7 separate regions of the Mus musculus genome follow, and regions 2, 3, 4, 5, 6 and 7 are each linked to region 1. A link is a loop called in an ENCODE intact Hi-C map of the cell type or tissue named here. Cell type or tissue: left cerebral cortex. All regions are shown on one strand. Links, peaks and the distances in the headings refer to the core of each region. The heading gives the core; the rest is flanking DNA. Region 1 overlaps Pbx1 (pre B cell leukemia homeobox 1). Region 2 has its middle 3.5 kb from the start of Gm34535. Region 3 has its middle 69 kb from the start of Gm39697. Region 4 overlaps Pbx1 (pre B cell leukemia homeobox 1). Region 5 holds the start of Pbx1 (pre B cell leukemia homeobox 1). Region 6 has its middle 250 kb from the start of Lmx1a. Region 7 has its middle 17 kb from the start of Gm34477.

Evidence for each region. Hi-C counts contacts between places; a loop is a spot of excess contacts. Peaks named below come from ENCODE experiments on the same cell type or tissue, not always from the same donor. Only the 100,000 strongest peaks of a DNase experiment are listed, where the experiment ranks them.
Region 2: it touches region 1 in a loop (6-fold over the local background); 18 of 42 quality-filtered maps call a loop at or near these places.
Region 3: a loop joins it to region 1, with 2.9 times the contacts of the local background. A loop is called at or near these places in 2 of 42 quality-filtered maps.
Region 4: it touches region 1 in a loop (4-fold over the local background); 12 of 42 quality-filtered maps call a loop at or near these places.
Region 5: a loop joins it to region 1, with 5 times the contacts of the local background. A loop is called at or near these places in 13 of 42 quality-filtered maps.
Region 6: it touches region 1 in a loop (4-fold over the local background); 13 of 42 quality-filtered maps call a loop at or near these places.
Region 7: a loop joins it to region 1, with 6 times the contacts of the local background. A loop is called at or near these places in 15 of 42 quality-filtered maps.

Annotation. Positions count from the first base shown.
Region 1 is chr1:168,212,392-168,216,918 of GRCm38, forward strand. All of the region lies in intron 2 of Pbx1 (pre B cell leukemia homeobox 1), which reads right to left. Among named protein-coding and RNA genes, the nearest start is that of Gm51671, 130 kb to the right of the region's middle. In left cerebral cortex, for the core only: a CTCF peak has its summit at 1,933 (motif pointing right); DNase peaks (open chromatin) are centred at 1,372, 1,935, 3,703 and 3,953; H3K27ac peaks cover 596 bases.
Region 2 is chr1:169,457,203-169,461,729 of GRCm38, forward strand. No RefSeq gene overlaps it. Among named protein-coding and RNA genes, the nearest start is that of Gm34535, 3.5 kb to the right of the region's middle. In left cerebral cortex, for the core only: a CTCF peak has its summit at 2,379 (motif pointing left); DNase peaks (open chromatin) are centred at 2,001 and 2,364.
Region 3 is chr1:169,101,174-169,105,700 of GRCm38, forward strand. No RefSeq gene overlaps it. Among named protein-coding and RNA genes, the nearest start is that of Gm39697, 69 kb to the right of the region's middle. In left cerebral cortex, for the core only: a CTCF peak has its summit at 2,134 (motif pointing left); a DNase peak (open chromatin) is centred at 2,088.
Region 4 is chr1:168,316,842-168,321,368 of GRCm38, forward strand. The region is part of intron 2 of Pbx1 (pre B cell leukemia homeobox 1); the gene reads right to left. Among named protein-coding and RNA genes, the nearest start is that of Gm51671, 27 kb to the right of the region's middle. In left cerebral cortex, for the core only: no CTCF peak of the experiment used is centred there; a DNase peak (open chromatin) is centred at 2,419.
Region 5 is chr1:168,428,659-168,433,185 of GRCm38, forward strand. Pbx1 (pre B cell leukemia homeobox 1) reads right to left here and starts at 3,511. Exons shown (of 9, transcript NM_183355.3): 1 at 2,656-3,511. The coding sequence starts at 2,846. In left cerebral cortex, for the core only: no CTCF peak of the experiment used is centred there; DNase peaks (open chromatin) are centred at 935, 1,733, 2,393, 2,871 and 2 more places; H3K4me3 peaks cover 3,736 bases; H3K27ac peaks cover 3,615 bases.
Region 6 is chr1:167,941,985-167,946,511 of GRCm38, forward strand. No RefSeq gene overlaps it. Among named protein-coding and RNA genes, the nearest start is that of Lmx1a, 250 kb to the left of the region's middle. In left cerebral cortex, for the core only: CTCF peaks have their summits at 146 (motif pointing right) and 1,016 (motif pointing left); DNase peaks (open chromatin) are centred at 269, 1,371, 2,087, 2,466 and 1 more place; H3K4me3 peaks cover 386 bases.
Region 7 is chr1:169,345,637-169,350,163 of GRCm38, forward strand. No RefSeq gene overlaps it. Among named protein-coding and RNA genes, the nearest start is that of Gm34477, 17 kb to the right of the region's middle. In left cerebral cortex, for the core only: a CTCF peak has its summit at 2,297 (motif pointing left); DNase peaks (open chromatin) are centred at 1,470 and 2,288; H3K27ac peaks cover 243 bases.

The sequences.
Region 1 (4,527 bases), core at 365-4,364:
TATCCATCATCCTTTCTCATCCACGACAGCACATTCAAAAAGAACATGTTACCCATCAGTAGGCGGCTGCCCGCCCAGGCAATGCCTGCCCAAAGCAATGTCAGGTATTCCTCTCCTCCGACAGAGCAGGTGCCAAAGATGGCCTCCTAAACTCCCAGATGCAGCAAAAGCAATTGTGAGGAAGAAGAAAGATAGACTGACTGGTACTCAGGCAAGTGACCATGAACAGGTTCATACTGCTGGTTCCCATATGGCTGATATTTCTTTCTTTCTACCTCTCTGGGTTTCAGTCAGGCCTGTGCCTCGGTGCTTTTAAACAACCAAGTTCCTCTTTATCAACTCTCCTCAACCTAATGAAGAGTGTGCTTATCCTTGATTTTTTTTTTTTTGATATTTTCAATAAGGCAGGGAACTCCCTCAGGGTGCTGCAGGAGCAATGCAGAGGACAGTAGTGGCCTATTGTATAACAGTCCTTGCCTACCCAGACTGCAAGTTTCCACGGACAGTGCATTGGGATGCACTGATTCCTGGGTGGGTAAAGATTTACCCAGGTAGAAGTGGGGTGGGCAACAATAAAGGAGCTTAATTTTTACATGGTAAATGCTCTAATTGAATACTCATTCAGAGGAGATTGGGTTTGCCAAGACTCATCACAATTGCTTTACAGACATGTAAAGAAAGGTTCTACCAGAGATTTGAAAATAAGAGAATGAAAAGAAGAAGAAGAAGAAGAAGAAGAAGAAGAAGAAGAAGAAGAAGAAGAAGAAGAAGAAGAAGAAGAAGAAGAAGAAGAAACCCAGAAGAACCGTCCTCCGTCCACACACACATTGCACCATTTCAATTATACTCTACTCATGAAAGTAAACTACACTGGACAATGTGCAAGAAGTAGGCACAAATAGGGGAGCACTTTGTTGTGCTATAGTACATAGGAGGTGATTGCTCTGATGGTCTTGGGGTGCACGTGTGTGTTTGAAAAAGGCAGAGAATCTTGCAGGTCTGTATTTCTTCCCAGGACAAGATTTCAAGATACTAGTACAACAACAACAACAACAAAACAAACAAACTGAGGTATTTGGATTCACTGACCCGGAAATTGTTCAGCTAGTCAGTTAAAAAAAAAATGCCGCCAGCTTTAAAGAAATAAGCGATACGGCTAACAGAAGTGACACTTCCTATTTATGGCTTGAAGTCAGTACTCTGGTGAGCTGGATACAAAATGCTTATTTAAAAGCTCCTTTTTATCTCTCTAGCACCATGCAAGACTCAAATGAACCTTTCACTGGGACACCAGAGATGTTAACACTCGTCCTCCAAGATCCAATTTCAACCAGCCGAGCTGTTACCTAATCCTGCAGCCATCACATATGATCAGGTTCCCGCCTCCCTGATGGGTGCCCAGCACCCCCTCCCTCCTTCCTTTCCCTCTCCTGCCCAACAGCTTTCCCTGAAACTGAGCTTTAAGAGTCCCCTTGCCTGTGCATGCTGGTCATACAGGGTCCCAACAGCCCCACTGGCTGTACATAACACCAAGATATTTATCCTTGTTAGCTAATAATTCTTAAAGGGGTTTCCTACTCACAAATCACTGCCTCCCATTCCAATCACGACAGAGACCAGTCACGACAGGTAAGTGATTTATACAGAGGTTGTCACAGCCTTCAGAAAACACCTGAAGTCACATCAGCTGCTATCACTTGCCCTAGGGTTAATCCGGTGCTAAAACTCCAGCGATAAGGAGACTGTCACAGCCTGATTGGAGCAGCCCTCACAACTGGCCTCCTGCTGTTCATTCTTTATTTATTTTCTTCACACAAGGAGAAAAACAAACCAAACCCAAAGGCACATTCAAGAGAGCCAGTGGGAGGTCTGTGCAAAGGATTGTTTTGTCCTTGGCTGAGCAACACAGCTCCAGAGTCGCTCCTGGCTGATGCCCACTAGAGGGCACTCTCTCCCCACCGAGGACTTGTTTAAAGAAGGGTCCCATAGCTACCAACATCTCCATGGAGCTGGGGAATTGGGATCTACTCCGATTTGAGATTCCCAAATGTGGGCAGACAGGGAGGAGGGCATATTAGCAGAAGGCATTGTTTCAGGCTATGGAGTGAAGCTTGAGACTCGCTCAGCTGAGCAAGATAAAGAGATGGTTGGAGAAGGGACATAAGACTTAGGGAAGGCTTGAGGAAGTCTCTTCATGGTTTCAAGGTACCAAGGCAGAAGAAGGTGCCAAGCCCAAGCCAGGCAGAGCTCTGAAGCCAGTGGAGAAAGAAGTAACCTGCCCTTGTACTTCTAGAAAGTGAAACCATTCATCCGCTGGGACCCTTTGTGCACATTGAATTGTGTCACCTGATGACAGAAAGCACACGCTCTGCTAGCACACTTACAGATTATAAAGGTACAGAAACTTGGCTAAAACAAGGCAGGCTCCTGCCACCAAGATCGAGAGCTCCTGGAAGCCAGTGGTGACATGGTGATCTCCCATGATCTCCCGGATCATGTATTATGCACCTCTTCGGGTCTTTTCAGCGCTCTTGTGCACAGCAGCCAAGTAGGATGTAGAACTATGGCGTCTTAGGCATCTGTGTCCTGCCACAGCTGGTTCCTGACACGTGCCCCACCCTCCGGTTGTAAGTTGTACAGAGAGAACACGTTTGCTCTCCCGTCTCTTCCAGTGCCCATTTCCCAAAACTCAGATCTGCCTTTCATATGTGGCCATTCTAAACAAGCAATGCTATGCTGACATTAAGGCAATGGCTCTCTGTGTGAGGGAGAGTCACCCAAGCACAGGACTGGTATCTGTGAAGGGTTCCCCCGAGGCCTAAGAGTACACCAAACTGCTTTAAGCTTTGTAGAACACCTCCCCCCTTCCCAACCCCTTACTCCTCCACCCCGACCTTTCAGGTTCTGTCATTTCCTTACAGGCATAACCATCCACAAACCGGTGGACACTTCTCCAGCTGGAAAATGACTGTGCTATGAACTGATTCTTCTAAACAGTGTCGGGACCCACATCTTCCATTCCTTAGTAGCCTGAAGCTTGGGGTTGTACTTATAGGCGCTCTTCCCCCGAAGTGCTCAAGCCTCTTCCGTCTTTGATGGAAAAGCTGTCTGGGTGAGTTATTTTAAAGAGTCGTCTATCAAGTAAATGGAAATGATTAACCATTTGATTCCCCCAGTTTCACAATCCAGCATTACAGGCAGCTGCCAGACAACGGTTGATGGATAGGCTCCAGAGAGCCCAGTACTGACGGAACTCAGACCTTAGAGGACCAAGCGGGAATCTTCCTGGCTGCTGGCCTAGAATGGCCTCTTCAGAGGGTTCCAGTGCACAGAATCTATAAATCTGGGACTCACTCTGATACTCAGTATTGTCCCCTTAGAATCACACAGGGCTTCGTTCAGGGTCAAAAGCCTCCTAAAGTGATACCACTTGGTGTGAAGACAAGATATCTTTCAATCCTTCCAATATTTTTCTTGGCTTATTAGCAATCAGGTATGCATAAACAGCATATGATATCAGAAAGGGACTTGTAAACTTCCTTCCAGCAACGAGACAGTAAGATCTTTAAGGATTTCAGTGCAAGCATCTTTATGGAGTGTTTCTTAAGGTATCAAGGCCGCACTGATTTTTCAAAGGGCGCTCTAGCCAGGACCTGGAAAGTGCAGTCATTTCTTCCCACTTGGCTCAGAGCCACAGCACGTGGAGCTGTGGGTGAAGTTTCTAAGGCAGGGGATGACAACAAAAACACAGGACACTCTTGGGATGGTTTTACTATTTTGAGCATTTCTGTTTAGGGATTTTTCTTTAGAGACACAGCAAGTTCTTCTTTTCTCTGGGCTAGCTTTCGGCCCTTCTGGTCACAGGGCTTGTACTTCTCAGGGGATGTGCGGGCATGGATGGATCCTATTCACACGTTCCCTGCTTGGCACACCGAGTCTCCCCGGGCCAGCTGGCAGAGAGAAAGTGAATGCACTGGGCAACAGGCGCCTGCATTTCTGGATGGGTGCCGGCTGTCTGAGTGACGGACTTATAGATCTTAATAGCTAAAGCTTGTATGGCGGCTCGGGAAACCCCCTTTGTCCCAAGAAAAGCTGCAGAAGTCGGGGGGTTGGGGCATGACTTCATACTGCCTCTGCCTTCAGATCCATGTATTTAAGACATCTGAGGAAAGGGAATGAGGCCCGGGAGAGGGCCAGGGTAGGGTGTGTAAGGCCTGGACTGCACATGGGAACTCATGACGTGGGAAAGCATCCCTACTTAGTTATACATAAGAAGCATGGGAAGTGTGGAGCCAGTGGCTGGAGGATACTGCACACCCCATGGAGAGGAAGGCTTCTTTCTACAACAGCACCTTCTACACCAGCTCACTACTGAAAGCAGGAGGGGTTTCTTGATGGTCTCTTGCCTTAAACTGAAAAGGTTTTGTGGATTAAAGTCTCCATAAGATGCCCAGAGCATTGCCTGGTTCTTGCTAGGGCATGATACGTTTCTCAACCCCACCACCAAGTTCTAACAGCCAAGAGAAC
Region 2 (4,527 bases), core at 239-4,238, 1.2 Mb after region 1:
CAGGAGGATTTTCATGAGCGTGGGGTAACATGTGCTACAAAGGGTCAGATCATCAAGAGCTACAGGCTCAAATCTTTTCTCAAAAAAAGAAGAAGAAGAAGAAGAAGAAGAAGAAGAAGAAGAAGAAGAAGAAGAAGAAGAAGAAGAAGAAGAAGAAGAAGAAGAAGAAAGAATCCTCCAGGTGTTAATTTCCTATAACTTCCCCCTTGTTATTTCTGCCAGTCTACTACTACAGAGTAATGCTTTTGGGTAAATGCAGCTTTCCCCCCAGGCATTCAGTTTAAGCTCTAAATATCCTAGGATATGGTTGGCACCTCTGAGGACCCCATAATAAATGTAACTAACTTAAACTCTGAAACCTAAAACACCTAGCTTATTCATATAAAGCCCTTTAATGTTGGTGTGAGTATGTACAGTTGCATTTAGTTGCATACACGTGTACATGTATGCATGCATGTACATTTGGAGGCCATAAGACAGACTCAGCTGTCCTTTCTCAAGTGCTATCTACTTCTATGTGTGTGGGGGGGTGGTGGCATAATCTCCCCCATAGGCATGGGAAATATCTGTCTTTCTCTCCCTGGCAATAGACTGTCACAACTAAGCAATTATGCCCAGGCCATTTCAACCTGTGTTCTGGTGGACCAAAGTTAGGACATTGTTCTTTCAAGTCAATCACTTTGCCAGCTTTAGATATTATACAGACTAGATCTTGGTCTATATAAATGGGAGTGTTAGATACATGGCAGAGTTACTGTAAAGAATTTTAAGAATATACATAAAATACTGGATACACACACACACACATATATATGTATATATATAATCAATAAGTCACACAAGTTTTAAAATATAAAGTTAAATGTGATATGGGAGGCTGAGAGTTCCTATTAAATTGTTCTGCCATTCAATAACTCTATAGGTAGAAGAATAGCTGCTCTGTTAATTAATTTTCATATTTATGAAACATTGTCATTATATTATCAACACTACCCTCACAAACAAACACAATAATGCACTATAAGTTGTTCCCAGAGCAAGTAATAATAATAAAAAAAAAAACCCAGCTAGATGATAGGTTCAGTTGTCACATCACTTCTGCCATAGGATGAGCCCCAGGCGTTCCCCTGTCCAGTATCTCTTGTTCCTTCTAAACAGCAGCATCATATGCTGATGGGATGTCTTCCCGATAAAATGGACCAAGATATCAGGAAAAGGAGAGCACTGAAGATGGAAAGAGAGGGGGTGGGGTAGCATTCAAGAGGTCACAGAAACCAAGTCTGTCGCTTCCACAATGAGGTACCCAGAGGATACCCTCCCAATTAGGAGGCCCACTCCTGGAAAGGTGGCCATTGCTCTCTGTCCTCCTTGAGACACTACACTAGCTCCCTTTGCCTCACCAAAAAGTACCCCTCCCTGCTCCTCAACACCCACATCCATCATGGACCAAGTCTCTTCCCACCATTTATTGACACTCATTTTCCCGTTCCCCATGTGTGCAAACGCAGTGTGGCCTTTCTGGCAAGTGGAAAGAGAAGAGGAATGTGCCGGGGCACCCTCATGCCAAGTGCTAGAATGCCCAGTACTGTGTATCACTGCACGTAATGACTTGAGAGAGAAAGAGACAGACAGACAGACAGACAGACAGACAGAAAGACAACAGATCATCTCAGGCAGAGGCAACAGAGAAGCAGCACCCATATACCACCCCCTCTCCCCGTTGCAACCTAAAAAAGGACAATCAGGTTGTCTTCATGTCCAGAGAGCAGAGGTCAGCTCCAGAACGAGGGAGGTCACTGTCGAAAATGGGCTTCAGGACCCAATTATGTCCCTCATGACATTGGTTTGCAGTGCAGAACCAATTTGAAAATGTGGCATGATCAGCAGTTTCGCCCCAGGAGAGTCCAGGACCAGAGGAAAGGGGTGTCATAAATCAAGCCTCAGTTGCCCTGAGTGGGAGCCCCGGGCTGGACTAGGCCAGGCGGCTGTGAGGCAGGATTGAGATGCATTGGCTGAGCTGTGACGGTGACCCCCAGACTGAAATAATTGGGGTTGGGGGAGGTGCATCATGGGTCAGACTAAAGGGTGGTGAGAGAATATAAGGGGTGGGGACTGGGAGGAAGAGCTTTCAAAAGGCCTGCCTAGACAATGACAGGCTCTGGTCAGAGTAATTATCTGCCATGTTCAGAAGTACTGCATTCACTTTTAAAGGACACACATACGCACAAGCCACACAAATACACAGGCACAAAAGGGAGAAAAACCCTCCTGAGAGAAAACAAAGTATGACTACTATACAGCAAAAACAGTAGATCCCAGAGGGAAAGGCGATTGAAACTTAGGAACTTCATTCCAAAGTAAACAGTGCCCTCTAGAGGCACGAGGCTCACATGCAGGTGAAGTCAAACAAAAGAAGTTTCGGCGGAAGTGACCCTCGAGCTTTAGATGGCCTGGAAGGAGGACGATCCCATGCATTTCCTCTTCAGACTGAGTATCCATCATCCTTTCCCCAAGGCAGGTTTACTCCAGTGACTGTGAGGATGCCTTTAGCTGAACACACTTGCCAATGGACTGCTGTGTCATGGGAAGTTTCATTTATAAAATTGAGTGTATGTGTGTGTCTGTGTGTGTGTATATATATATATATTTATATATGTATATATATATATGTATGTATGTATGTATGCAGAGAGAGAGAGACTTCAGGATACTTTGTAGCGTAAATATTTTTGAAGCCTATATTATGACATATTCTGTCAATTTCCTCAATAAATCTAAATTCAAAATTGATCTCACAAGTGCCAGGCCAAGTGATAAAAGGCTAATAGGAGACCATTAAAGGCAGAGTTCATTGAGTTCCCACCATGAATCTCTCCAGAAGCAGAGTCTACTCTGGTCTCCCTTTCCAGGCTTCTAGTTAGACGTTTACCACACATCTCAGCCACTTCCTTACCAATGCCTCCCTCTCTCCTCCCTTTTACACAGCTGTCCCTATTGGGGAAAAGAAATCCTAGCTTCAAATAACCAGATGCAACCTCAAATTGAAACCCACTGGCATCAGGCCACATGCACAGTGATCTGAGATTCCATTGTGTTGTCACATCATGGCTGACAGTGACCTTCTCATTTGGCTGGTGGAAGGAGCCATCAACGTAGTCATGGGAGATATCCAAGTTGGTGTCCAACAACAACAAAAAAAAAGTGTCTCTTCCTTCCCTTCTATAGAGAAATAGCAGAGACTCCAGCCACCAATCTCTTCCTCCTGGGTCCACACTGCATCCCAAATGCCACCAGACAGGTACCCAAGTCATTGTCACCCAGCCACCCATCCCTACTACCACCATCAGCATCTGGTGAAAACAAACTTCTCAGGCATTTAATGTCCCTTTCAGTCCTCGTTCTATTGCACCTTCTAGCTCACTGCCTTCTGGAACATTCTAAGACAGACCATCTGCCTTATGAAGGCTACCTCACCCATTTCTACTCCCCTCTGCAAAATTCAAAATGTCTACCATCTCTCTCTCTGCCAGACTCCAGACTCATCTTTGTTGAGGTCTCTCCAGCTATTCCCAACCTTTGATATCTTGACCAGTTTGGACTCTGGAGAATTGAATCAACTTATTCCTACAGTGTTGGGATTGAGCCCAGGGCACCCAGGAGCACACATGCTGAGAAAGTCCCTTCTACCGCTGCCCAGCCCCTTTTCATGCCTTATTAATTTAAAATTTAAAACTATATAAAGAATGATGCACATCTCTAAGTATGGACATGGAAAGATGACTGCTTCATTGGTGACTTGAGGGAATAAATATAATGTGTATTTTGAGCCACTTTTGTTTTAAAAAAATACACACACACACACATGTGTGTACACATCTATAAACACACAGTTACAATGGACAGGGATGGTCAGGAGTTTCTACTTTTTAAACATTCTATGATTTTGGGATTTTTTAAACATTTTTTCATTCTGTCTGTATATACTTTTTGATTTTAGAAAAACAACATTTTTCAAATAAATCAACAAACATTCACTTGCCAAGTGTTAATCTAATTGCTAGGGGGCCTCTAGGGTGGTCTTGGCTTTCTACAGAATTAATATCTGGGAGAAAAATTCAACAGAAGACTGAGACAGGAATATGCAAAGAGCTATGAACTTAGTCAAATCCAGGGGAACTCGTAGACATAGGATGTCAGCTTTGTTGGAGGCTAAGCAAAAGAAAAAAAAATTTTACTGGAGGACCAGGCAAATGAAAACCACACTAGTGTCTTACTGAGTGCATGCCCACTGAGTGGAAAAGAAAGCACTGGGCACTCTTGGTGGAGGGAAAAGACTCACGATAACAAAGGTGTTGGCCTATCTAGGGAGGAGCAAGCAATTCTGCATGTGTAAACAAGAACATGTAGGAAAAGGAGAGAAAGAAGATGTTAGAGCAGCGGTTCTCAACCTTCCCAATGCTGTGCCCCTTTAATACAATTTCATTGCTACTTCATAACTGTAATTTTGTTACCATTATGAATCCTAAT
Region 3 (4,527 bases), core at 273-4,272, 890 kb after region 1:
TGAGAAATAATGACAATAGATTCAGATTGGAGCTGGGATACAGAACCCAACTGTGTTAGTCAGCTTCTCATTACAGTGATGAAATGCCTGGGGAAATCAAGTTAAAAGAAGAAAGATTTTTATTTTGGCTCATGGTATCAGAGGGTTAAGTTCAGAGTTGATTGGCTGTACATGTTTTGGGGCTATGGCAGAGCAGAAAACTATGGCACCAGGAACCTGTGGTGGAGGGGGTTGCTTACTTTATAGAAGCCAGGAAGCGAGAGAGGGAGAGAGAGAGAGAGAGAGAAGAGGAGAGGAGAGGAGAGGAGAGGAGAGGAGAGGAGAGGAGAGGAGAGGAGAGGAGAGGAGAGGAGAGGAGAGGAGAGGAGAGGAGAGGAGAGGAGAGGAGAGGAGACAGAGACAGGTAGGAACAAATATTCTCCTACCTCCTCCAACTAGCTCTCACCTTCTTCGGTTTCATTACCTCTCAGTAGTTCACTCATGTATAAATAATCAAAAAATTAATGCATAGGTAAGGTTGGGGTTTGTAGATTCCATTCATCTCTGAACACCATGGGACCAGGGTCTAAGATAGTCTATGCTTGAATTTTTGGAGGGCATTGTGAACCCAAACAATAGCATGATAAAGGCCCAAGGTACATAGATATACAAGACAGTATGGCTTCCCAGAATGACAGAAAATGTACAAATAGTATTGGGCCTCGCCAGGGAATAGACGAGCACATTCCCAGGACAAGAATTCACTTTTCTAAATGATGTTAAGTCATCTGTCTTTGCATGAAATGTTGGGAAGCTTCCATCGTCAGAAATCCAATATTCTCACTGTAATCTTTAATCAGTCACAAATGGAGACAGTAAGAGAGGGTAGGTTTTCCTATATATGTCAAAAGAAAAGGGAGATTGAAATAAAGAACAAGACCAGGGTTGGAGATGAGAATTCAAGCAAAGAGGCAAGGTGGTTAAAAACAAAGGACAACAACAACAACAAATCCATAAAGTTAGTCTGATGATTAGGAACCTGGAGAAAAACAGCTAGTGTTCTGCAGAGGGAAACACTCTGGGGAGGGAGTAGCAGGCCTCATGGTCTGGATAGGAACCACATTGGGAATACTAAGCTATCCTAAATAAAGGCGGTGCTTTTTTCCTCTCCTATGACTGATGGACACTTGTCTCCGTATCCATCAGCAGCTCTAGGGTGGATGTGCCTCTCAATCCAGAACCCTGCCATCATTCAGGATGTAATCTTTGACCCTAGATTACAGTGAGTCATATTAGGTAATATGGGTTTTTTTTGTATAATTCATATAGGTATCCAGAACAACTGAAATCAGAGATAGAGTCACTGTCCATGACTGTACTTTTGTCTATAAATCTGATTATTATAAAGACATGTGAAATCTCAATGCAAGTGCCCAACACTTCATGGTTTCCCTGAGTTCTTACAGAAACACTAATTCCAGCACATCTCTCTCTCTCTCTCTCTCTCTCTCTCTCTCTCTCTCTCTCTCTCTCTCTCTCTCTCTCTCTCTCCCTCTCTCTCTCTCTCTCTCTCTCTCTCTCTCTCTCTCTCTCTCTCTCTCTGTGTGTGTGTGTGTGTGTGTTTCTGTGTATGAGTGTATATGTCCATGCCTGAGAGTATGACTGTGTCTCTGTTGCAGTTAATGGAGTAAAAGGATTTATGGGACACAGAATAGCCACAGTATAGTGATCAGGAAAATCATCATAGGGGGAGACTCTGGAGTGAAGGCAGAAAGGGCATTGATAAGTGAAAAGAAATGTTTCCAAAAATATTGGGAGCCAAGCATTTTGTTGTAGGAACACCATTTCAAGGACATAAAGCTGGGAGATGAGCAACTGAGAACAGTAAAGGTAACAGAAAATTGATAGCATAAAAGAAGTGGGTGCAGTCATCCTCTCTCTGAATGAGTCCTCTCCAGTGACTTAGCATCTGTCTCAAAAGGCAACATTTCTACTCTGAAGCCTTAAACTCACCTGCTCCCAAATTTCTATCTCACGTACTTTGGGGGGCACAGACTAGAAGATCCTTCTTTTTAAACTTTAATCTTTGATTTCTAGTGTTTTAGCCATGTTCAAGGTTTCCATTTCATTAGTGGAAAAATATGAGAGCCCTCCAGTGGCCAAAAAGAAAACCAATAAATTTATCCCACTTCTAATTTATAACACTTCTAAGGGAAATCTCTACAGTCTTGTTAAATAAATAAATAAATGAGATACAATAAAAGCTGCCTCTGTATTTCACAATAAGACTTCAGTGTCAAATAAGGTGTGACTTTTATTATCATTCCAACGATTCTCAAATAACCTAAATAATTCTTAACCTTGCTAGCCAGAGAAACAGCATCGAAAATAAAGCCAGAGCGAAAATACTGCAGCCTACAGAAGAAAAAGCCCTTGGGTATATCTTCTTAAGCAGAAATGTGTTATGTAACAGGACAGAAACAACCGGGAAGAGTTAATATCCACTGTAGTCAAGTAGACGAGGTATGGAACTCATGTAAAGAATGTGAGCCCCTCTCTTTGAAGATGTAAATCTGAAGCCATGAGAATGGCTCCTAAATCCTAATAGGGAATTATATAGATCTATGGCTAGACTGGTTCTTTTTCCCTCCCCCTGGCTTATCTTTGCTGCACACTTTCTCTTATCCATGCTAATGGAGGGGATCAGTAGTGCAGATAATTGAAAGGTTGTGTGCCAACAAACTGCTTTGTGGTTGCTGCCAAAAACTCCCCAGTGTTGCGTGGTTAATGAAAAGTCAGGCAGTGGCGGCTCTCTTTGCATATCGCCCCAGCATAATCATAATAGCTATTATTTATTGAGCCTACACTATGTACCAGATTAAGTGTTTTAAATGCAATTATCTCATCACATCCTCACCTATGGCCTGATGAAATTGGTATAATTTTCTCTCACTTATCGATGAGAAAACGGAGGCGCAGAAGATCAGGTACCTTCTAATAGGCAATCTATCCATTTAGGTGGGAAACTGTGTTTGTTCAGGTAGAGTCAGTTTACACATGCAGTCGTTTTGGCTATGCCACCTTCACACACCACCACATATCCACTCGTGGGTGAGGAATATTTTCTTCAAATGTGGGATTTAGGAGTATTTTTTAGAGCACCAGTCTTGCTTTCCAGAAAGGACATTGTCAGGCTAGGCATCTGTAAGCTTGCTGGACTTACATTTGTTCTAAAATTTTTCAGTTCATCATCAAGTAAGGATGTGTGTGTGTGTGTGTGTGTGTGTGTGTGTGTGTGTGTGTTATGTACATGTGTATACTTAATGAGTTTCTCTGCAAACTTTGCACTTAAAACAGCTAGATTTTGGAGTTATTTTCTCACCTTGGTTTGGGTGCTTCATTCAAGTTTGAGTCTTTCTTACAGGCAACTACAAGGAACCCCCAGTTTCTTCCTTTGCAGTCTCCCCTCTAATATCCTTCAATAGTGTCACACTCTGTTTGACTTAAGAGCCCACGTTATAGTTTTAATGATGACCCAGCTACCAACAGCTTTTGGCTTTTGCCTCACACCATTTCCTTCTTCCAGATTTCCAACAACTAGCTGGTTTGTTTTATTTTTATTTCAATTTCACTTGGAACACCTACTGGCCAGTTTTCAGTGACCTGCATAGATTGTTAAGAAAATTATATTACTTCACAAAGTATGTGGTATTTAATAACCTTTCTGAACATTATACTTACCACCATTATAATCATTATTGGGCAAAGAATGAGTAAATGTTTAAACTTCAAGCTTCCCAGCCAAGAAAATAGTGACTATCTTAGCCCATCTTCACATTAATCTTCATTTTTATACCATCTCTTCTCTCTTCTGACCTCCTCTCTCTATCTGCTCTCAAATAATCTACATTTGTTAATTTTCTATACCTATGGATAAAAAAAATTGATTCTATACTGTCAGTTCTTTCTAGCTTGTTCTTTATTTGTCTCCTTATATACTCATCTTGTAAGATTTATCCCAAATGCTTTGATATTCAACCCAAGGTCCCTAGTCAAAGCCAACACCATCTTTGTCTATGATTTTATAGCATGTCACAATGTATAGGCTGTTTTTTTTCAGTGACAGTTGATATGAATGCCTTTCTCCTCCTCTTTGAGCCACCTGGGTGAAGGAAGAGTTTCTATGCTTATTGTCAAACATGTTCTCTTACCATACTGGGGAGGAGAGATGAAAGAGAAAATCGTCTAGAACTTGTATCCCTGGGATAGCTTGTCACAGATCATATCCTCTGCAGTCGGGAATAACTTACTTGATCCCATCCAGATGCCCACTGAGGAGGAGGTGAAGTAGCACTCCTGAAATCATGGAGCACTTAGAATAAAATATAAAAAGGAATTTCTCCCTCTCCCTAGAAGAAAGGAAAAGAAAACCAGGGGAAGGTCAAGGGATTAAGAAATCAACCAGGACAAATAATTAAAATATGAGTGTGACATAGGGAACAAGAAAGACTAGCATCTACACAGCACTCTTTGATTGGGCTAATCCAA
Region 4 (4,527 bases), core at 223-4,222, 100 kb after region 1:
GCCAAGCTCACACACAGTAGGCACTCTATAAATGTCTGCAGAATTACAAATCGAGAATGAAGCATGAACAGCACAGAGAAACACGAGGAATATGGAGTGTTCAGCCTAAGGAAAAGAAGAAGAAATACTAAAAATAATGGTCTGCAAACTCTTGAGTGGCTTTTGCAGAGAAAAGCAATGGACCTGTTCTCTGCTAGGTCCAAAGGGAGACCTCAGACTGATGGGAAAACTTCCAGGCACAGACTCAGTTGATCATGACTAGAACAGCTTGTCTGGTGTATATAATAGCTTAATGGTTGTTTCTGTTAATTAATAATCTTGAAGACTTCTTTAAAGATAAAAAAGTATTATCTTTCTCTGTCTGTCTCTGTCTGTCTCTGTCTGTCTCTGTCTCTGTCTCTCTGTCTCTCTGTCTCTCTCTCTCTCTGTCTGTCTGTGTGTGTGTGTGTGTGTGTGTGTGTGTGTTTAAGGTGGTGCTAGACATCAAACCCAGGGCCTCAAATTCATTAGGTGGACACTCTGTTACTGAGCTACATCATCCATACACTTGGATGATCTATTGTTAGACACTATCCAAAGAGCATCAGCAAGTGTGCACAGACAGTGGTAGGACCACCAAGACTGGTTTAGTACCAGTACCAGTATCCCTTAAGAACCTATAATTTGCCAGGTAGCAGTGTCACATGCCTATAATACCAGCACTTGAGAGGCAGAGGCAGACAAATCTTTATAAGTTCAAGGCCAGCCTTGTTAAAAGAGCAAGTTCCAGGTGAGAAGACAGGGCTAAAAAGAAACCCTGTCTTGAGGAGGAGGAGGAGGAGGAGGAGGAGGAGGAGGAGGAGGAGGAGGAGGAGGAGGAGGAGGAGGAGGAGGAAGAGGCAGCAGCAACAGCACCAGCAGCAACAGCAGCAGCAGCAACAGCAGTAGCTATAAATTGGGGGCAAGAGAGATGGCTCGGTGGCTAACAGCACTTGCAGCTCTTCCGGAGGACTCAGGTTTAGTTCCTAACATCCAAAATGATGAGCTCCTAACCACTCAGCTCCAAGGGATCTGATACCCTCAGGCTCTGCATGCATGTGGTGCATATACAGACAAGCAAATGCACACACATACACCGAAATAAAAATAAATGTAAAGGGAATTTCAAAAACAGCAAATAGAACCTGTACTCCTAAATTTCAACCCTTTCAGATATCATCCAAATCCCTAGGTATGAATATGCCTTTAAGAAAAAAATGAATATGAGGAACCAGAGAAATAGGTCAGCAGATAAAATTCTTACGGAGTAAGTCTAAAGATCTGCATTTGATTTCTGAAGCCCATGTAAACATGAAAGGAAAGCCACAAAGTTTGTCGCTTTACTTCCACACAGGTACCATAGCACAAGTGTGTGTACCCACATACATTATACACATAAAATAAAAATAATTTTGTAAAAATATGAATACAAATGTTACAACTATTTGCCTTATGATCTTCAATTTCACATTTTAATTTTTTTTTAAAGTAAAGAAGTCCTAGATTCTTACAAAACAGTTTGATCTGTTTATCCTGCATCCAGGTCGACTCAACCAGCACCATCTGGCAGAGACCAGACTTACACTAGGGATTAATAAATCCTCCTTATACCATGTGGTCTCACATTCAGAAGGAAGAACCATTAATTGACATCACATGGCCATTGGTATTTCTAACATATCAGATCACAGATCAGAACAGTGGATTAAAAGCACCAGCACCCACAAGAGCAGGGAGTCAAAGACAAGAATTTCTGGAATCAGGTACCAACCACCTCTTCCAAGCCTCAACAGAGCCATCTTTAAAATGAGGGGTGATCAGCACTTCCCTAAGAGACTATTTCTGGGGTGAAGATCAATAAGAACATAAGAAGGCCTCCAGTGCTACTCAGACGAAGGAAGATCCATTTCAAGTAACCTTAGAAAATAACTGTAAAACAAGGCCATATCAAACTGTCTTAATACACACAAGACACAGTATGTGTCAGGTACAAGGGCTTTGCATTTTGGCCTTTTCTTGATAATCTGCTGGACTCTGGTTGGGACTTTATAAAGAAAAAGACCAAAGGGAGTTAGTTGTCCCCCTGCATTGAGTGTCCAGAGGACTGTACACACCGTGTCCCATGAGCAGTTTTGCAAGGAGCCTTTGCACCCTATCACCATCTCCCCAGTCTCCCGAGGTCCCCAACCCCTGCTCTAGACGTCTTCTTCCAGTGTCCAGAGCAGCAGACGGTCTCATTAATGGTCTCCTTAACTACCTTAGCCCTTCCAAAGTGCAAACAAACAGCAAGCACGGCGTTTGGCAAGGGCTTTGCAGCCCTCCGTCTCCTCACTGGAATCATCTCCTGCTGAATCATCGTTCGTCATTCATCACCCAAATAAAAAGACATCGCCCTGCTAGCCCTGCCTAGGAAACAAATTATTTGATGTGGTTAATTAAGAGTGTGAAAACCTGTGTAAACTTCAGGAGGAGGGTGAATGGTGGGAGGGAAATCTATGCGTGGTTTCTGCACTTATTGGCAAGCCATTTCTCAAAACATTGGCTTTGATATAAGAAGATAGACGCAGAATTTGAATTTAGTTTCTCCCTACACTGACTAGGTAAAGACGTTTTCCCCCCACACTGTCTTCTTTGTAGTTTCAGGAAGACTGGAAGGAAAATATACTTATAGCTCTTCTTCTGACACTTCCAGACAGGTTTCCTCTGAAATTTGCAATGCCTGTCATCCCCTCAGAAGAAAAAAAAAGAAGTCCTTAAAAATGACCCTTCAGACCTGGGTCAGAGCTTGTGTAGAGGGGATGTTTATTGTCCATCAACGCTGTGTTGGTATTAGCGGATTTCCAGACAGCATAATCTTACATAGAAAAAAAATCTGTCATACATACTTGGCTCAGATAATTATTAGTGTACAAATTGTCCAGTAAAAGCAAAAAAGTATAAACTATAGTTCAGAGTACCATGGGGATGGGGTTGGCTTCTCCCTAAAGGGCTCATGGCAATAGAATGAGCAGTTCCAAAGAGGCCCTGGCTACCAGCTCAAGCTCTCAAGTGGTCACATGAAGAAAGTCAACACTTTTGTTCGTCAGGAATGTAGTTCCTCTAAATGGAAACTACACAGAACTATTTTCTTTCTCTGGCAAATGAATTGTGCTTGGTAATCTGAAAACGTAATAAATTATAGAGACAAAGACAACGCCTCTGATGCTGGCCGCAGCAACAGAAAACCCAGTGTCGCTAGACCGAGGCTCCCACCACTGGGCCTCAATAGGGAGAATGCAGACCCCAGGAGATGACTAGAGCTAGGGCTGTCCCACCTTGCCTTGTCGGTTAATTCTACAAGCACCTCTATAAACAGATGATTTTGATGAGGTGAACAATTGTATTGGCTACTGCCTTTCACTTATATTTTGTCTTTCTCAAGTCTGAGAAGGTTCTCCATCCCCAACCTGAGAATCCCACGTGGCATTCGAGAAGTTCTGCTTTAGACAGACAGGGTGTGTTCGCCATCAGACATATTTTGTGAAACATGGGGCCAGCAATACTCAATGCATAGGGTTTTCTGAGAATGAATAAATTACCCACTTTATAGTCTCCTCTCCATAACATGAACCTAACTTACACTGTCCTACTCCATCACTATTCAAACCAACATAGTTGGCAGGTCTGTCTCCTTGTAGCCATTCCTTTCCCTTGCCCAGTAAGTTCTATGTCCCCATCTCCCGGGTACTGACTACCACCTCTTCTTTCTGTTCTCTTTGTTTACCTGACCCTGCTCATCCTTACCCTCCACCAGCCACCTCCCTATGAAACCAACCCTAGTTATCTATCCTGCTTTGTAAGCCACTGCTCCAGTTTCTGAAGCATCACTGCACCTTTTAAGGCATGCCATGCCATTAGCAACTTCATTGAATATTATCTATGGTTTATGGATTTTAGTATTTAAAAACTGGGAACTTGGGACTGGGGAGTAAGCTCTGTAGGTAAGAGTATTTGCTGTGCAAGTGTAGGGACCTGGGTTCCAACATCTTGCACCCACATAAAAGCCAGACATGGCCACAAGGGCCTATAACCCCAACATTAAAAGGTAGAGATATGTACCCCCTAGGAGCTCCTTGACCAGCCAATCTTGCCAAAACCACAAGCTTCTGGTTCAGTAGGAGACCCTCACTCAAGGTAACAAGGCAGAGAATGACAGAAGAAGACAATGGATGTCTTCCTTTAACCTCTTGTGTGCATCCCCCCCCACACACACACACAAATACACAAAAGAGGGTGGGGGGGGAGAGAACAAAATAAAAAATCAGAACCTTGCCGAAGGCAAAAATCAGTTCTTTTTTTTTTTTTTTTTTTTGAGTAGACAGCACCTTCAACACATCATCTGGTGGTATAGATAAAAGCGCTCTGTAAATTCTAAAGCAATTTATGCATGGAAGATATCCTGACCTGTCAGAACCATGAGGATGTGGCTGTAAGTCATGCTGAGACCTTAGCGTTACTCCCAGTTGGGAA
Region 5 (4,527 bases), core at 328-4,327, 220 kb after region 1:
GTGTTGAAATTCAATTATTTACAATTAGGACCTTGCACCCACTGGGGAAAAAATAAATACAATTTTGCCTTTTAGATTAGTGATTTACCTGTGGTTGTGCATGTTTGTACTGGGAATGCACTTGAGGGACAGAACAATGCCCTTCCTTCTAGTTTACTATAGACTCACTTAGCAGAATGATATTGTTTTGGAAACAAAATACTGATGTTATCAGCTACTAGCTAAGGGAATTCTGTTTACTAACTAAATGTATGTGTAAAGATAAGCAGAAACCCCCGGGCACTCAAAACACATTCAATTCTTTTTCAATCAGTTTTAAAGTTAAAAAACAAAACAAACCAAAAGAAAAAACAAAACAAAACAAAACAAAAAAAAACAAAAAAACAAAAAAAAACAAAAACAAAACCCCACATCCTCCAGAGAGGCAGGGATCGCATCACAAACATGCTCTGTACAATTGTAACAGGGGAATAGTAAACTCGAAATTCAAACCGTACATACACACAGCATCTAAAATAGTTATGGCTTACTTTCTGAATTAACAAATATGCACTTCAAATGTAGAACTAGTAAGAAAGAAAAAGAGCTTAATAGTCTAAGTAGTTACATTTTTTCAAGAAAAAAAAAAGGTGGGGGGTTAGCAACCTAGTTCTCAGAAGGGGTTAAAAAACAGAATGTTCAATGTATTTAAGATCTTTTCTGGGTCTTTAAAAATACTTCCCACTAGTCTTTTTTTTTTTTTTTTTTTTTCACACACAGGCCCAAATGCAAAGAATTGGCAGCTCATCTAGAAGCTTTGCCTCCCCACGCTACACAAATGGGGTTAGAGAGAGACAACTGGATTTTTCCCCATCCCCAAACTGCATCTGATCTTTCTCAGCATCTAGGCCATTAAAGGGGATACCCGCTGAGAAGAGTTTGTCGTCAGTTTCACAAAAAAGAGAGAGCAGAAAAGTAGTGAGGACCCACGTTCACTGGCCTCTTCCACTTCAAGAACTTGTGATCAAGCCAGTTGATCAGTGGTGTCTGAGTGTATTTTTCTGGAACAATGTTATGGAGGAATCTGTTCCAATTCAAGAGAGAGTTGCCAGTGGGGAGCCTCTCGTTTGTCATACCCATTAGCTTTTCTTCAGATAATAACATTGGAAAAGAGGACCAATTAATTTTTCAAAAAATCTCCCCCCCCCCATTAAAAGCATGAAAATAGTTGGGGGGGGGTCCTTAACAGTCTCGAGTTTTTCAGGCATCCTAAGCCTTAGCATTTCAGTTTACATGTTCCATGTGTTCGCAGCTAAAATGAATGTAATTCATAGCATGCGTGCTCTTAGCTGCTTCCTCTTACTTTCTCAAGGCTGTGTTTCTCTTACATAAAATCCACATTACTTGTTAACCATATAACTAAGTCACATAAGGTTTAGTCACTCTGTAATATGTTTAAAAGAATTCCAAAGCAAAATAAAAAAGTACTCAGAGATTTAACAGAGCTGAGCAATTGTGTGGACATATGTGGCCATTAGATTTTTTTTTTTTAAATCCTTCCTAACTGAGTTGGGCCTTGGGCAAGCTGTTAGTGGCTTTGCCACTTAACCTGTGTTTTCATTTTGAAAGAGGACTTGCTGTAAAAAATCCTAAAGTGGAGAACTATGTATACCTGGTGGTGGTTCAGTTAAGGAAGTCCCAGTTTCATAATTATGTTTCTTCATACCCTGCCCTACTGAAATACAAATGAAGCCACCAGTTTCCATTTCAATTTAGGAGTACTCTTAGTGATCCTGGAAGAGGCATGGGGTAGAAAATATGGTTGGTATTTGTTCCCACCCCTTTATAAAGGACCACACATAGGCGCCTCTGTCCTGTGAGAACAGCAAGTCAAATAAGAGACAATAAAGTTAAACTAAAAATCGGAGTCTCTTAAAACTAACAAACAGCCCTCAAAAGCAAAATTGTCTTTCCTTTCTTCCCATTTCCTTTTTCTAAAAACAGAATGGAGTGATGGCAAGGTATTTTCTTAGTATCTGACATCTACTAACACAGAGCTACCTTGCTTTTTGTGTTTGTTTGTTTGTTTATTTTGAGTGGGGAGTGAGGAAAAAAAGACCAAATAATTATTATTATTATTATTATTATTATTACGGAAGGGTAAGTGAAGAAGAAAAAAAAATCAAACTTGCTGAATTAGCTTAGGAGTCAGCGGGATCTGCAAATAAAGTGTTCTTGGGACATTTTTTTTTATTTTGTCATGTTCCGAAGTCCCTCAACTACCGAAGGCATGGAATGCGGCTCGGAACTTGACAATTCTGCCTCCTTCATACACTTTTTTAAAGCTGTAAAAAAGTGCCGAGGGCCGCTTTCGGATTAGTTGGCAGTATTTTCGGCGTGGCTGCGTGTTTTTGTGCATTCATACAAATACCTCTAACAGACACACTCGCACAACATCTATCTACACACAGCCATATCTCAGCACGGGCGATCACACTTTCGATAACAACGCTTCTTTAAATTTTACTCCTCCGCCATAGAGTTGTTTGTCAAAATGAGAAAAGAAACAACATTTTAGAAGAAAGCGCTGTGGTGATTCGGTTCCCATTGTTTCCCCCTGCGAGAGGGAGGGAAAAAAAAAAAAACAAGAAAGGCAAAGAAAAGCCTCCATCTCACCTGGCCTGCGCTTCATCCAAACTCTGGTCTGTGATGGTCATAATTTGCTGTAAAATGTCCCCGATGTCCTGCTTCCTCCCGCCCTCCCCCTCGGTCCCTCCGGCCCCATCCTGCAAGTGCTGGGACAGGCCGGGGTGTCCGGCCATCCCGACCCCAGCGTGGGAATGCATCAGCCTCGGCTGCTCGTCCATCTCTGAAGGCTCCGGCAGCCCCGGCTCTTCCTCTTCGGCTCCTCGGATCGGCGCCTGGGAAGCACCGAGGCTTTTTATCCTTCAAGCTGTCTTCAAATCCTTTTCAGGATAAACAGGGACCAGGGTTTTAAAAAAAGAAGAAGAAGACCAAAAGGGGAAAAAAAAAATCTCTTTGCCTCTTTAGAGGATGGTGGGAGGATGGGGAGGGGGAGGGGGGCGTGAAGGGGTTGCGGGGTGAGGGTGGGGATAAGGGCTGGTGGGGAAGGGTGTTGACTCCAAAAAAGCAAGAAAAATAAACCACCTTCCCACTTGGCGAAAAGAAATCAGAGCCGCCTTTGGGTTTTTCAGTCCGATCTCCTTTGCAAGGCAGAAATGGGCTCCCGGCGCTTAAATCTGTGGCTTAATCCTTTTGCAAATATGCATTGATCGGGAGAAAGGAGAGGAAGGCAGGGGGATTGCAATGCAAACTTTCCCCCCCACCCCCCGCTGCCCCCCACCCCCACTCCGGGCCAGAGTGATCTCAAAGGGGGTGGGCTGTAGCAGAAGCCAGATCACCCCCAGCCGTGGCGGCAGGCAAAGCCCAAGCTCTTTCCTCCTCCGTGTCTCTGCAAACTCCAGCAGCCCCGTCAGCCTCCTGCTTTTGTTTAGCCCAGGCTCAGGACTCCAGAAACATATACAGAAAAACCACAGCCTGAGAGGAGGAGGAGGAGGAGGAGGAGAAGGAGGAGGAGGAGGTGGAGGAGGAGAAGGAGGAGGAGGAGGAGAAGGAGGAGGAGGAGGAGAAGGAGGAGAGGGGAGGGGGCCGAGGGAAGGGGGGAGGGAGCGGAGAGGCCAGGAGGCGGGGGTCAGAGGAGGGAGGAGGGCTCTTGAGCCCCGCCCCCTTCTATGATTGGCTAGTCCTGAAAGTGGGCTCCTCCTCCCCCTACTTTCCACCCAGCGTCTCCTCCTCGGCCTCCTTCAGCTCCTCCTAGCCCGGGAGTCTTGTCAATCAGAGTTCAGAGGTGGGCCGGGAAGGAGGCGGAGCTATGACCCAGTCTCCAGTTCTTAAAGGCGCAGAGAGACCTTAGCTTCAGCTCTTGTCTGCTTCTCTTAGGCTCCGTCCTTGAGGGAAACGTGGCTCCACTTAAACGCAAGACTGTAAAATTAACACGAAAGCACACAGACGGTGTGGATCCCTCCGCCCCACCCCTCGTTCGTCTACGCGGTGACGCTGCGGTAGTAAACTTGATTCTCTGAAATCCTTAGACCTCAGGGAAACTGTTGAAAGCAAAACTTTGTTATATGACGTAGTTAGTAAATAAAATCGGGCTGCTAAGATAATGAATAATAGATCAAAGTCTAGGTAGTGGATAATTTGCAAATCCTCAACTCTATGCCAGCAAAGAGAATATAAATTGTCATTTTTGTGGCATAAACAGTAGCTGAAGTGTGGACTTTGAGGAATAAAACTCGAGAAAAATACTAATAAATAAGTTTACCAAAAAAACCGAATTCAACATTTCTCTTCCCCCTGAGGGAAGTTGGTTATTTGGCTTAAACACTTAATAAGGGATTGCATTATCACAGTCTGGTTCTAGTTTTTAATATAGTCTAATAAGCATTAATAACAGGGAGAAGAAGGAAACTGACATTTATTGAATGCCTACTATGCACAAAGTAATTTACTTGAGTTATTGTATTT
Region 6 (4,527 bases), core at 130-4,129, 270 kb before region 1:
ACTTTTGTTGACTATTTCAAAATTACACAAATAGATACAATATGTTGAATACAAATAGCAAAAAGGAGTAGAATGTGACTGACACAGGGTGGTTAAGAGACATTTAAGGCTCAAGCGATTGATGCAATTTCACAAGAAATCCACTGGATGGCGCAAGAATCTCATGCAAATACGTCAGGGGTGGCTACTAGAGAATTCCATTTCTCTCACATTAAATCAAAAGTGATACAAATTGTTGTAAAAGGTGTGCATCTCCCCCACATCCTCACAAGGGATTGTATTTTTCTCCTTTTTTTTTTTGGCCTGTGTGTTGGCAAGGCACTAGTCTCCTGTATTCACGGTCAGAGCCGGCCCCTGAGTCTGTTTTCCCTAAGGTTCAATGCCAAGCCTTCAGACGTGGCCAGTTGCGCGGGGAAAATGACTGCTTTAGCTTTGGTAAAAATCTGAGGAGCAGAATTTTGAAGAATGAGAATTAAAGCTGTACTCCACACTGTGTTGAAGTTTGCCATACCAGCGTTACCGGCTCTGGGACAAACAGCACTGTCTTCTCCCCAGCGTAAAACACAGCATTAATATTAACATGGAGAAAGGGCCAAGCAAGAGAAACTGCATTGATGCTTTTATTCATTTATTTATCAGAGCAAAACTATTTTGTGTATGTGTATATGTGTTTGGTCATGTATATATGTATTCCGTGTGTGTGTGTGTGTGTGTGTGTGTGTGTGTAGGTCAGAGGTTAATGTCCAGTAGCTTCCTCAGTTACTCCCTTTGATGTCTTGTTTTGTTTGTTTTCATGGTGAATAATGTGTAGTTAAGATCAATAGCTGTTTGGAGTGTAGCTCAGTGCATGGGGCCCTGGGTTCAATCCCTAGCACCTCTAACTACAAGTCTATCTTTGGGGCTGGAAAGAAACTTCAGTGGTTACTATTGCATCCTGCTCATACAGAGGACCCAAGTTCAATCCCCAGCTATCAACCACCTGTGACCCCAGCTCCAGGAATCTAGTGCCCTCTTCTGGCCTCTGTGAGTGCCTGTGATCAATTGTGTAAACAGGTGGACACCACATAATTAAAATAAACCTTTGTTTTTTTAAGTAAAGAATTATCCGCGGGATTTAACTGGATTTCAGTGGAGCTGGAACTCCATTTAAGTGCTCCCAGATTTGTTGGCAATAGCTAGAGGACCATAATCAGGAGTCAGACGGACTTGTGCCTTCTTCTCCCCGCCAGCCTGATTGATTCTGGTTATTCCAACATAGAATTTCTTCCCAGCCTGGGGCTTATTGGCCTTGGCACCTATGACGAACAAAGTGTGTCATTGTCTTTGTCTGACATGGCTGACTTGGCAGTCAGGGGAAACTGGATGACGACATAGTGGTCGAGTTTGTTTTTCCTGGACATACTCTTGCCAAGGGCATTTGGACCACATCCAGAGTGGCCCTGCCTTGGGCTGCCAGAAAGTGGGTGACATGTACCCCTTCTCTTTTTTGTGACTGTGGACGTCTTTCTGCACCACTTTCTCGATCACGAGAGACTTTGGCTCGGAAGCTTTTGGTCTTCACTTTCATGGTTGTATTGGTCTCCACCTTAGTTTTGAGGCAGGGTCTCCCACTAAGCTTGCCAATTCCCCAACACTGCTGAGCTCGCCAGCCCCAGGGACTCCTCATGTCTGATGCCTCTGCTCTGCCCAACTGTGTATGCTTCTGAGAATCGAACTCTGGTCCCTATGCCTTTAGGGCAAGCACTTTAGCAACTGGGTCGTCTCCCAGCCTGGAAAAGTTATTTTATTTTATTTTATTTTATTTTATTTTATTTTATTTCATTTTATTATTCAGAGCATCTTCCAGATCTTAACATACTGTAGAGGCCTCAGCTGCCCGAGGTCAGGCAAGGGAAGGAGCCCTCACAATTGAAATCTGTCTCTTTTGTGTCTCACACAGCTCCTCGCCTAGGTTTCTATCCACATTTATAAGTGTGAAATGAGTGCGCAGAGCAGTTTCTGAGGTTTATTGGAAGAAACGGAGGCTGTGTAAAAAGCACAGACTGGGAACATGATGCAAAGTGGGAAGAAGCAGCTACGGTTCAAGGTCCTGGGTTCCTCAGGCTGGGGAGGCAGAGAGGCCCAGGGCAGAGACAAAATACTTGGGAAGCTCGAGGCTCCGCTCACGACCAGGTGGACCGCTCATCGTGGTGGATGCTGAAATGTTTACTATACAAACAAACACCCAAATTTGCTTTTATTTTATTTTCTAATTTCATCTGTTGCGATGCTTCACACTGCACACTTTGCTTAGAGCAGGTTAATTGCAGGATTACAAGGATGTGCGGAGGCCAGGGATTGATTATGCATGGCTCAAGCCTCCTTTGCTAAAGGAAGGTCATTTCATAATCTAAAACCATCAGCCCCTGCTGTTCCCCAAGAACTGTACCAGTTCCATTCCAAAGGTTTGCCTGCTTTAGACATAGGAAGTAGCCAAAGAAGCCCCACCCACAGAAGCTAGAGACCAGAGGTAATCAGCAGCTTCCACAGACATAGAACACCACTAAGTGTCTCCCTCATTCTTTCTTTTCTCCCAGGCTAGGATCTACCCAGCTAGCTCATGGTTGAAACCAGCTTGAAATTGACTGGCTTTTGTAAGGTTTTTGCACTTTGTTGTAGCTTCCATGTCTTTATCTCCAAGGAGCTTTTGGCAATGTCTGGGGGCACTCTGACACACATTTGTCAATAATGAAATAGGTAGGACACTATTGGCATTGAGTGGGCCAAGTCCGCGGGTGCTGCTTCGGAAGCCATATGCAAAACAGCCCTGAAACAAGAAAATATGAAGAGGAGAAGAGGTTGGAATGCTCAGTGGTCAAGAGTACTGAGGCTCTTCCAGAGGTCCTGAGTTCAATTCTCAGCAAACACATGGTTGCTCACAACCATCTAAAATGTGATCTGATGCTCTCTTTTGGCATGTAGGTATACATGCAGATAGAGAACTTATACATAAAATGAATAAATAATAAATGAATAAATCTTTAAAAGGGGGTACCTGGAGAGGTGGCTCAGTGGTTAAAAGCATACTGTCTGCTCTTCCAGATGTCTTGAGTTGAATTCCCAGCAACCACATGGTAGCTCACAACCATGGGATCTGATGTCTTCTTCCAGTGTGTCTGAAGACAGAGACAGTATACTCATGTACATAAAATAAATAAATCCTTTGGAAAACAAAGAAAAGAAAATACTCGGCTCAGATATCAACAGTAAGGAACATTAGAAACCCTGGTTTGACTGGAACACGGTCAGGTTTATTTCTGTACTGTATCTAGCTTCTACAATATGCCATGACAATGATATTAAGCAGCTAAGACCAAAATACTCTGGTCTCCAAATCCTGTCATATTTTCTGCCTGCCCCTATCTGACAGAAGTGCTATGGTCCCCGAGACCTAAAACATTTCTGTCTGTCCCAGGAAAATGTTTCTGATTTGAATCGAGAGCATCCTTTAAGAACTTCACACAAACAAGAAAAAGAGTATTCTGAAAATGTGTCTCGCTATATCAAATATCCCTCAGCAATCCGTTGTTTCTACCACATCTGGTGTTGTATTTTAGTTCCATGGCTTTCCCATTACCCCTCTATCATATCTTTTTTATTCTAAAGCCTCTTCCAGGCACTGAGCTAAGCCTGCTGCCATTAGAAGGCTGTGTGTTTCCTACTCCTTGGGGGGCCTGTAGCCCAGAGGGGGAGGCGGATATTAATTAAACCATCACCCTAATGAATGTATGATGACAAACCATGATCAGAACTCAGAGGCGGGAGACAGCTCTGATGACAGTTGACTGGGGCTCCGGGCATATGGAAGTTAAGTAGACTAAGACTGTGTGAATGTGTTTGTGGTGTGTGTGTGTGTGTGTGTGTGTGTGTGTGTGTGTGTGTGTGTGAGCTGAATATGTGTATGGGGAGGAGTGGGGGGTTAGCTTGGGGAAGAGGTGGCTCTGTGAGTCCGGCAACCTGGAGGAGAGTGGAACACTGGCGGATGAAGGATCCAGCGATGTGCTAGTGGGAAGTTGGTGAGGACCCAAGAAAAACCACGCAAGCCAGATGGTGTGCTGAGTCTTATCCTAAGAACGTCAAAGCAGAGAGAAGCCACTGAAGGATCTGGGAGGAGACTTGATCAGATTTGCATATGAAGTTCCTAGATTGTCAGACAAGGGAGAAAAAGTTGAGCTCGTTAAAAACTGAGCTATTTTGAAAACAAGTTAGCTGATTGATTAACTTTTAAAGACCCAATTAAGCTTTTGTGTCATCGTTTCCCGCCTTTATACCTGACAGAGTTTGAAAAGGGGCCACGTTCAAATATGATCGTCTTCCTTTTCAAAGAAGCAGGTTTCTGAGCAGAGGTGCAGCTGGAATTTACCCGACTGCGATTTCTAAGGTCATATTTCCTTTGAAGATCAGTTGAATATTTATGTGTGTGTGTAGAGGTGTTGGTTTTTGATGTTGCTAACATTTCCAATTCTCATGGTGAGTTCAAACTTCTCT
Region 7 (4,527 bases), core at 297-4,296, 1.1 Mb after region 1:
TACTTCTTGCCCAGTGACAGGGTAAGAGCAGAATCTTTTACTCTTTATAAAGAAGTCCCTTTCAAACAGACCTACTGAAAGGTGAGTTAAAGAGATGCCCAGTGGCTGGAAAAGAAAAAGAAAGAAAGAAAGAAAGAAAGAAAGAAAGAAAGAAAGAAAGAAAGAAAGAAAGAAAGAAAGAAAGAAAGAAAGAAAGAAAGAAAAAGAAAGAGAGAGAGAGAGGGAGGGAGGGAGGGAGGGAGAGAGAGAGAAGGAAGGAAGGAAGGAAGGAAGGAAGGAAGGAAGGAAGGAAGGAAGGAAGGAAGGAAAAGAGAGAGAAGGAAGGAAGGAAGTAAAGAAAGAAGGAAAGAGAGAAAGAAAGAAAGAAAGAAAGAAAGAAAGAAAGAAAGAAAGAAAGAAAGAAAGAAAGAAAGAAAGAAAGAAAGAAAGAAAGAAAGAAAGAAAGAAAGAAAGAAAGAAGGAAGGAAGGAAGGAAGGAAAGAGAGAGAGAAAGAAAGAAAGAAAAGAAGCCCCACATTGCAGGAAAGAGCCTGGTCACCAAAGGAATCAACTACACACTATAGTCATAGGAACTTTGAGCCCCTCAGAGGAAAATCATTGGGCTAATCACCAACACACATTGATAACTATGCAATAGAGATTCCTGAAAGCCCTAGCAAGACATCTGAGGTTCTGGGTTAATGAAATCTTCCAATAGAGTAGCACACCCCAAGCAAAGACAGGACAGCTACCCTACCCCAGGCCCTTTCTAACCTTGCTTTATGCTCCTATTCATTTGTAGTTTTGATGACATCACTCATAAGGAACTGGTAGACATAAAGATACTGTTCCCCAGAGTTCTGTGTCCCATTACTGCAATTCACTGGAACAGGGAGGGCAGTGTCCCAATCAGTAGAAAAGGCAACAAAAACATGGGACCTTGGAAATGCAAACTGAGCCCTCTACAAGTTGGTTCTATGCTAACTTCAGGTATTAAGTGTCAGAACTGAGTTGAGCCCTAGGACATCCTGTTGGTCTTGTGGTATCAGCAGAGAACTAATAGGGGAGACCACCACACATTTATTTTAAGTATTATAAGAAAAAGAACAGGACTTTCCTCTACCCTCTCAGACCAAGCTTGTGCAGAGCAAACTTAGCATTAAATACCAATCTAGGAAGTAGAAGTTATAGAACGAATTGATTCCACAATGTGGAAAGGTAATTGCAAGACTGAAACACTTTCTGATTCTGTGGATAAGAGCGCCAGTCTTTCTCAGTGCCACTGTATACCTTGTTGAAGCTCAAGGCAGATCTCATCTCTTAGCCAAGCATCCAGACCTTCAGCTCAGAGCAACCACTCCTTGTTCTTCCATTAAGATGCATATGTGATGATATTTCTACCCAGAGTGTTTCCCTTTTCTAAAAAGTACAGACTCCTACTCATCCTGCAAAACAAAGACCATATGTTATCTCAACTTCTTCTTCAAAACTCTGTTAGCATTTTTAAAATACTGTGTAAAATGTTCCATTGCCTCCACAGTAGGACATGCCTGTCTCTCCCACTAAAGCCTGGACTGTAAACAGCTGGAAGAAACTAGGCATGAATTATTCAGCTCTGTATCCTTTCATGCAACACAAAAACCAAGCCCACAGGAAATGTTCTATGCAAGTCTAAGGAAAGGAGTGTGTGGTGACCTCTCTGCTTTTAGCCCATCAACTTTACCTTGAAGTCTGGCCATGTCAGAATAGAGAACAAGAAAGAAATCTCATCCCCAGCTGTGCTGAGTTCTACAGGACATGAGGAAACTCTGAACAAATTCATTTTGACCTTTCCTGGCTCATAGAACAGAAAGCAATAACGTCAACCTTAGCTGTCACAAAGTCGCCCCTCTCCAAAGTCACCTGCTGCTACCTCTCAAGGTTCTGTGCCTGCTACCTTCTCCTACCTCTCCATGTTAGCACCTTTGGAAGCTCAACCAGTCATTATCCACAGACCTCCTCATGAAAGATTTGTGCTCTCTGGCATGGCTGATGGAATTCAATCCATGCTTTCTTAGAATCCTAGAGAAAAATGTGTTCTACAAGAGAACCAATATAGAGAAAGCTTGGAACATTCATGAAAATCTGATGAAGTGATGGGTCTCTGCCCTACATTTGGGTCTGTCCTCACTGTTGCACAGCTCCCAGCCTGCAAACCCTCTTTTGGGTTTTGTATTTTGAGAGTAAAGCCATTTATGCACCAATTTTCAGAAGGGGTGGTTAAGTGGTCGCCCTGAACACAGATATTATCTCACCTAACTTGCTATGTAGCAGTGACATCTACTGGGGAACATTGTCACTTCAGGGCTCCTGTTTTTATATTGGACTTAGTAACTTCAAAATGTTCACTCAATTTATCTTCGTAGCAACCTTATGAGGTGGTTAATGTTATGATGTGCAGTTATTACATGATGATGCTGAGACTCAGAGCAACTCAGTAACTGGCCTGGTGTCACATAGCAAATGTAGGGCAAAGCTGGGATTTGAACCCAGAGGAGGGTGACTTTAGCGCCTGTTCTTAGCTATCAGCACTTGTTACCTCTTGGACCATACATCCTCTTCCCGTCAAATACACCCATTACACAGCATCTTCCCTGCTGCTTTTAACTCGGATTAGATATGTACTGTTTCTACCAATAAATCCTGCTCTGGTGATCACACCCATGTACGTCACTTCCTCTTTGTCATCCTAGTACCTAGCTCACTTATGAAAGACAATAGGTGTGCCAGAGATAGTATGGAATACATTGTGCATGAGTGAATGTCATTAATAACCAAAACCCAGTGTGTGCAGGTTTCAGACACGATATGTGGAGGCAGAACCATGGGAAAGAAGCAGCTGCTTCCTTGGAATGGTCACCTTTCACACAGAGTCATCAGAAAGTATATACACAAGACTGTAGTAAACTACATGTCAATCAAGGAAGCCATTAGAAGATCCTCACAGGTCTTAGGGTAGAGTCCACATTCTCTAACTTGGAACAAAAGATTCTATAGCAGTTGGGCTCCTACTGACCTCACTTTCCTCCTCAGCACCATAGCATTTTGTACCTCTGGCTCCAGAGTTGCTGTGGTTTTCCCAAGAAATCCTCTTCACACACCTGCTGACTCTGGCATGTCCTCTCATGGGAAACTCTTATTTGGCAGAATATAGCCCTTTCTACTTTGCCTGAGAGATCTCCACTTCTCAAGAATTGGATATCAGCTCCCCTGGAACCTTCCAGAGGAACCTTCCAGAACCTTCCAGAGGAAGGTTCCATCAATACTGAGAGTCTCAGCCTTTACCCAGCAGTACGGAGGATAGAAGACATGCTACAAGTTTCAGTTAGCCTATAGCCAAGGCTGAAGCCCAGGTTGGCGATTTAGTAGATAGGTGAGCCATGAAGTTTAATTATCATTCTGAATTTCAGAATTCCTCACTCATTTTCAAACTTTGGAAAATTAGAGGTGGTGCCTACTGCATGCTGAGGTAAACACTAATTGAACAGCTAAGGTAATGTGTTTGAAACAGTTCACAGTAAAAGGTGGAAAGTGTTGGCTGCTGTTTTGTTGTTCTAACTATTTAGTCGTCTCTCTTCCCACAGTCAGTAAGTTGCTCAGCCAAAGACTGTTTTAAGAGCTGGAGAGATGGAAGAGCAATCAAGGGTATGGTACATATTACTCTTCCAGAAGTTCCCAGTGTGGTTCACAGAGTAAAGTTATATATATATATATATATATATATATATATATAAAGTATAGTGGACATCCTGAGAACCTAGCTATGTACCTGTTAAAAAATGATAAATGTTTAGGGAAAAGAGGTTGCAACTTTAAAAAGAAACAAACAGGCTAGGGATATAGCTGAGCAGGTAAAAGCCAGAAGACATGAATCTGATATCAGGAACCACAAACAGTAGAAGGAAAGAACCAACTCCAGCAAGTTGTCTGGACTTCTGTCATGTCATGCCCCATGCTCCTTCCCCCAATCAGTAAATAAATAAAAAACACACATAAATGTAACTTTGAAACCCACTGCTTTTGTACCGTAAGATCCACCAATAAAAATATATTAAAAGAAAGATGCAGGCTCACCTTTCAAACATAGCCAGTTAGGGAGTCTAAAACTGTTTAGAGAGAGGGCAGATCAAAGAACCAGGTAGGACACCAATGGAGCACAGGAAGTGCATTTCACAGTGGCTCAACTCTGCTCTTCTCTGCACAAATGGCATTGGTGGTTCCATCCTCTCAGCCCCTCTGGCTTTCCAAATCCACCCTGTACTAGGACATCTTTTGAACATAATTGCTTCCACACATGGAGAGCACATTGAAGCCATTCCGGAGGGTCATTACAGAGGCAGGAAAACTGCTGTGATATGATCTTCGGTGGGTCAGGACTCGAAAGCTGGGATGGAAGCCATCTCTGAGGGTACCATGTGGACAGCTTCAAAAGGCAACCCACTCGCAAGCATCTCCCTGCCCTTCCTCCTAGGTGGATGGACATTCCATCAGAGACCTTCTTTTTTGAAG